2 separate regions of the Homo sapiens genome follow, and region 1 is linked to region 2. Evidence: chromatin contacts called from ENCODE Hi-C or POLR2A ChIA-PET data. All regions are on one chromosome and are shown on one strand. The core of a region is the stretch at or near the end of the contact, and the rest is flanking DNA. Distances in the headings are between cores, read along the strand shown.

Region 1 (2,700 bases), core at 32-2,531, 280 kb after region 2:
TCCAAAGCCTGCTTAAAACTTGACCTGAAACACAAACAGCCACACTGAAGTTGAAGCCTTGCACAGGAGAACTGCTGACAAATTCTTAAGCATCCCTTAATTATTGAGAAGCCAATAAAAGCCAGTGAAGCAAGGAAATATGAGAAAAAGTAAAAGTGAAAAACAATAGAAAAAGTAAAAGTAAAAGCGAAGGTGTAGCTACCAGGTGGAGGCTTTGTAGCAACGGGGTCAGAAAAACTCAAATAGGAAATGAAACGCTACTTGAAAAGCTAAAGGAAAAACATCTTCGAAAGGATGCTAGTGATAGAGGAGAGCTTAATGTGAACATGTTTAATTTAAAAGGAGTCTTTTCAAAACAAGCAGCTGGGGATAATCCAGTTACTCTAAGAAATGGGGATGACCTTCTGAAAGATGACACAGTGGGGTGTTTACAGTATTTGGCCTGCACAGGGCCTGATCTACAGCCAATGTCTTGTAATAATTACAGTCTACTTAAAACTTGTAGAAAAATGGAGAGCTATATAGATGCTTTAAAAATTCAATGTAAGTTCTTTACATGAAGGTAAAAGGAAAGAATTTTAAAAAGAAAACTGTGGGATGTTTAGCTTTTACAAGGAGAAAGTATTAGAAAAATTACCAAACCAAATGAAAAGCATCATAGGGGAGACTGTGGTAATTAACTTGTACCATTCACAAAGGAACAGTTCTTTTATCTCTCTTATGATTGGTTAAGGTGAAGAAATACTGCAATTCTTGACTTTAGGGGGTCGTTGCTTTTATATTGTAAAAACATCCTCAATCTACCAGGAAATACGTTTTTGAGCAATATTCCTCAAATCAGGGGCAAGTGTCACAGCAACAGAGAGAAAGACTGAAAAGTTCCAACAGAGTCATAAAACCCGGTGCTGGGCATCTCCAGCTGCTCCCGGGAGGGCGCGGTGGGGTGTGGGACGGGTGGCTTGGCGCACTCGGGTCCCTTCCCACATTCAGCGGCCTCTTTCCTGGTGTGGAAGCCACTGCCGCTACCTCCACCATCAGCTTGTTTCTTATGAACCTCTTTTTGATTAATTGAAAGAAATGTGATGTAATTGTTTTGACAGTATGACAATAATGATAAACATACTACATATTATTGGCAGGGTACTGAAAATTAAAAAGTGATTTGGCACATTTTCTCATTTAACACCCTCAAAAGCTTGCCTAGAATATTTTAAACTTCCTCTATAGATGAGTACCTTATACTCTAAAACTAAGTCAGCAGGAAGAGGGTAGGCATTTGCATGAAGTGTGCACACATCCAACATGGGCTGGGTGCTTTCCATCCTGTTAGTATGTTGTACAGACAAACGATGGCTGGGAAAAGGTGTGGCTCAACAGTGAACATGGCCCACTAAAAATGGCTGCTGGTGAGCTGTGACCGACGGGAATGAAAGGCTAACTTCATTGGTTAGGAAAAAATGGAAAACGTATTTTCAGTTGCAAAGCTGACAGAATGACAGCAAGCCATGTTATCAGATGCTGGAAATGAGTGAGTAAGCATATTACAGTGTCCTCAAACATTTCATTTGCATACGACTTGGCTTCTCAGGCACATCAACACTATAACCCAGTATTTCCTAGGTAATGTTGCCCACGTAGTAAACAATTTTGCACAGACAAACAGTAGTTCTGCTTCACTTCACCTACTGATATTTCAATGGTAGGAAATCCTGACTTTCATTCAAAACAGCTAAAAATTATCAAATTTCCACTACAAAATTTTGCAGAGAAACCACAAGGCTTCCTCTTATACTGATATTTACAGCACTTGAGCTGTCCTTCAGAGTCTGCTATGAACAGACTAAGACTCAGTTCTTATCCTCTTTTGCTTTAAGAAGTATGTCATACTCTGCTGTATTATAAGACTAAGATTTGTCAGTAGTAAATGAAAAAATTATATTAAACCCCTTTCATTTACATTGTGTTACAAAGTGGCCTTGACATAAACTTTATCACATCACAAATTCATGAGCATGTGCTCTGATCAGTCATCTTTACAGAGGACAGAATTGACTAGTAAGACAACCTTTATTTTTAATAGAGCACTCAACTAAAGAACACTGCCACTTACTTGCTTTCGGGTGTCAGGTAAACAGCCACAGTGTCCCTCAAAGCACAGATTTCAAGTCTCGCCTGAAAATGAGAAAAAGACAAAGTGACAACAGGAAAATTTATATTATCAAATATAAACAAGTACTAAGGTTAAGGGTCTCCAGCCTGCTCATCGTAGGATGGGGTTGGCGTAATACCACCATGGTGACCGCCAGTCATGAGTAGAGTTTCTAAAACAGTCCGAAGAAATTTGCTACCACAAAATGTTCGTTGACTGAAAATTAACTTGTAGTCAAGGATGACTGTGTGAGGGCAGGGAACTAGATATCTCACTATGAAAAGTACAAACTGTGTCATGATTTTCCAGCCATCTGTATTTACTCTCTAACCACTAATTTTTCTTTTAGTCTTGCAAGAGGAAAGACACTTTGAAACACTGCCCTGAAAGGGCCCGTGTCCCACAGAGGTAAGGATGTGGCTTGGCATGCTTCCTGACACCTATGCCCTTGCAGGCACACTGCCTTAATCTCAAAACCTAAACTCTGCTCTATGGATTCAATGCAATCTCTATTAAAATCACAGCTGCTTTTTTTTTCCTTAATGGAAACT
Region 2 (2,700 bases), core at 28-2,527:
AAATGATGCTCTGGGAAAATACCCCCTGGGCAGGTGGTGGCTGCACATCCACTCTGGGAAAGACTCTTCAGCTCGAAGATGGAGACCCTCTTTTCCTGCTCTCACACAACATGGGGATAACGTTGACGCGTTCTTGGTAGGCAGTGCAGTAGGCAACATATCCAGACGCTGGGTGCCAGTGGTAGGCAGGAGAAACCACCGAGTGGGAGCAGATTTTCAGAAAAGGGAAACTAGAAAAAAACTTCCCAGCTGTGTCTCAGACAGGCCCTGTGGTCTGAGCTCCCATCCTTGACAAATGAGATTACTGAATGCGTGTTTAGCAGTTCCAAACGCTATTCATGATCCGACGTGACCCTCTAGTCTCTCAGACAGAGCGCAGCCCTGTTGCACAGGTGTGGAAATGGAAGCAAACAGGGAAGGTAACTTGCTGAAGGTCACACAAGCAGGACCTCGAACCATGGCCCCTAACACCGATCGGGCACTTCTTCCCCTGTTCTGTTTCTCCTCTCTGGGACCTAAAATCCCTAAAAATTCCCTAAAAGTGGAGGTGTGCTGGAAGAGTCACAGATGGCTCTGTTTTGTTTATCAGGAAATTGAGCAAGGTGCCTAACGGAAACCAAAAGGGCACCGGGGCACGTACACATGCCCTGACTTTGTTTCTCTCTTTGGCTGGTGTAACTGCTGCTACATGGACAGCGGAGCACACTGATGACTTCACAAGACTGATGCTGAGCGCCCCTCCTTGCGGCAGATCCTGCACCTCCTTCTTCTCCACACTCACTTGCAGGCATAGGTTGCTGCCTGGCTGGTTCCATGTCACCGGGTCTCTACCCTGAGCCCGTTGCAACACAGTCAGGGCTCCCAGGGTAAACTATGCTGGGAGTCCCCTAGGAAGAAGAAAGGGGAAGGGCTGAATTCTAAAGAAAGCCCAAGACCTCTTCATGAAGCACCTCTCTTTCTCTGCTTTAGAGATTGCCCCAGGGCTGCTGGGGCCGAGCACCAGCTCCCCATCAAGGCCCTGGAGAGGCGCTGGCAGCTTTCTGTCTTCTCTGCAGACCTTTGGTTCCTCCTGCCCCTCGTCCTTGGCAGAAGGAGCCTCAGTTTCCCAGTCTGTAAGGTGCCAATAATCATAAGCTACCTCAATGGTGTTTTCCTTTGAATTTTGAGAATTTTGAGAATGGAAACTTGACTATCTTCATCTCTCTTCCTATACCCCCCATTGACACGTGAATCAGCGTTTCTCAGAATACTGCAGGTTTGGAGTGTGTGTGGCGGAGGAGGGCGGAGCAGCGTGGAAGGTGGAGAGGTGGGCGGTGTCGGGGATATCAGCAGGGCAGTGGGCATTGGAGGGGTGCCCTTGGCCTCAGCCACAGGGCCGTTCCAGAGCCCTGCGTGGGCGAGGCCAGGGCGGCGCGTGATGGTGCCCTCCGAGAAGCACTGGGACCAGCAGGAAAGGCTGCCTGCCGGTGCGCAGGAAAAGGGAAGAGAGCCGGGGAATTGCTTTTTGACCCGTAAGGGAGCGTTTCTTGGTGGATGGGGAAATCAAAAAATTGACTACGGTGTAGTCAGCTACATCGTGTACCAATTTTCAAATACCGGTGAGATCAGTAAAAAGAGAAAGGGAAGGAGATCACAGATAGCATGAAACCAAGCCATCAATAATGAAAGTACCACTGGTTACTGAGCAGCGTCTGCTTCTAACTGACTTTGCTGGGGGAGGGGCGGGACAGGTACAAGCAAAAACAGCAACGACAGCGCAGCAGTTGCTTCATGTGAGTAATAATTGAATGGTACGAGGCTCTTCCACATTCATGTATTGAAGGCCCAAGTGCGGCCAAGGTCTCCCTGGTTCCTGAGGTTTGTTTCATGCTGGGTTCCTTATACTCCAGATGTCGGGAGGGACCCTCAGGGGCCGAGGTGCCCACACCTGTGCTCCCTGCATGACAGACTTCCTGGGGTCTTGGCTCCCAGTCTGTCCTCATCCTCTACACACACCCAAATGTGGAAGTCACCCCCAGCTTGAGTGAATCCCACACCCTCAGACCATTGGCCATGATATTACGTGTGTTGCAAAATATCAAGGATTCAGCTGAGAGGCTCTCGCAGTGGACGGCTCAGAGGCCGAGTCACACACTGCCCAGGCTTTCCCTGGGGGGCCCTGGCCCGGGGGCCCCCTGCCTTAAGATGCCCTTCCTCTCCTCCCTCAGTCTCCCACTGTCTTCAACTCGGGCCCTCACTCTGCTTATCATAGACCCCAAAATGCCTCTGCTCAAACAAATGGCTTGACCTGTTAGCGATATAGAAAAGTGAGCGGATCCTTTGAACATGTTCGTTTCTCCTTTTCTCCACCCACCCTGCGCCGTTTCCCATTTCTCTAAGTGCCTGGAATGTGTGGAGAGTCTCCTGATGATATGATGCCAGCTGTGCCCAGCTCCCTGGAACACAACATAGGGAATTAACCAGTGTGTTCCTCTTTCCTCCGTTAGTGAAAATGAGTACTATTTAATAATGCAGTGACACAGGATTTGTTGCTGTTGCAGCACTTGCATGGCCATGCTCACCTTCACACCACGCGGAGGCCAAAGGCATTGTTCCCTCAGCTGCGGCCCTCTCCCCTCAGCAGCCCTGGCCATTCCACCATGGTGTAGTCCTCCTGCCCTTCTCCATCCTTCTGAATCCCATTCTGCCAGCTCCAGGGCT

The links. A loop is a pair of places that touch in the nucleus more often than their neighbours do. ChIA-PET counts read pairs that join two places held with the same protein, here RNA polymerase II (POLR2A). Pooled maps may share reads with other maps.
Region 1: a loop to region 2 is called in a map with no recorded cell type, with 2.3 times the contacts of the local background. The contact joins two enhancer-like sites. A Hi-C loop is called at or near these places in 1 of 168 maps with a recorded cell type or tissue (naive thymus-derived CD4-positive, alpha-beta T cell), 4 of 37 single-sample maps with no recorded cell type and 8 of 50 pooled maps. POLR2A ChIA-PET finds 5 or more read pairs at or near these places in 4 of 52 experiments (OCI-LY7, WTC11, activated B cell and 1 more).

The regions. Positions count from the first base shown.
Region 1 is chr6:489,015-491,714 of GRCh38, forward strand. EXOC2 (exocyst complex component 2) reads right to left here. Exons shown (of 28, transcript NM_018303.6): 26 at 2,111-2,172; 27 at 1-24. Among named protein-coding and RNA genes, the nearest start is that of IRF4, 99 kb to the left of the region's middle. Within about 2 kb of position 1,282, at least 4 of the 41 ENCODE cell types and tissues checked have a DNase peak (open chromatin) inside an H3K27ac peak, as active enhancers do.
Region 2 is chr6:208,299-210,998 of GRCh38, forward strand. No RefSeq gene overlaps it. Among named protein-coding and RNA genes, the nearest start is that of LINC03066, 4.2 kb to the left of the region's middle. RefSeq lists enhancers at 913-962, 1,774-1,973. Within about 2 kb of position 1,278, at least 2 of the 41 ENCODE cell types and tissues checked have a DNase peak (open chromatin) inside an H3K27ac peak, as active enhancers do.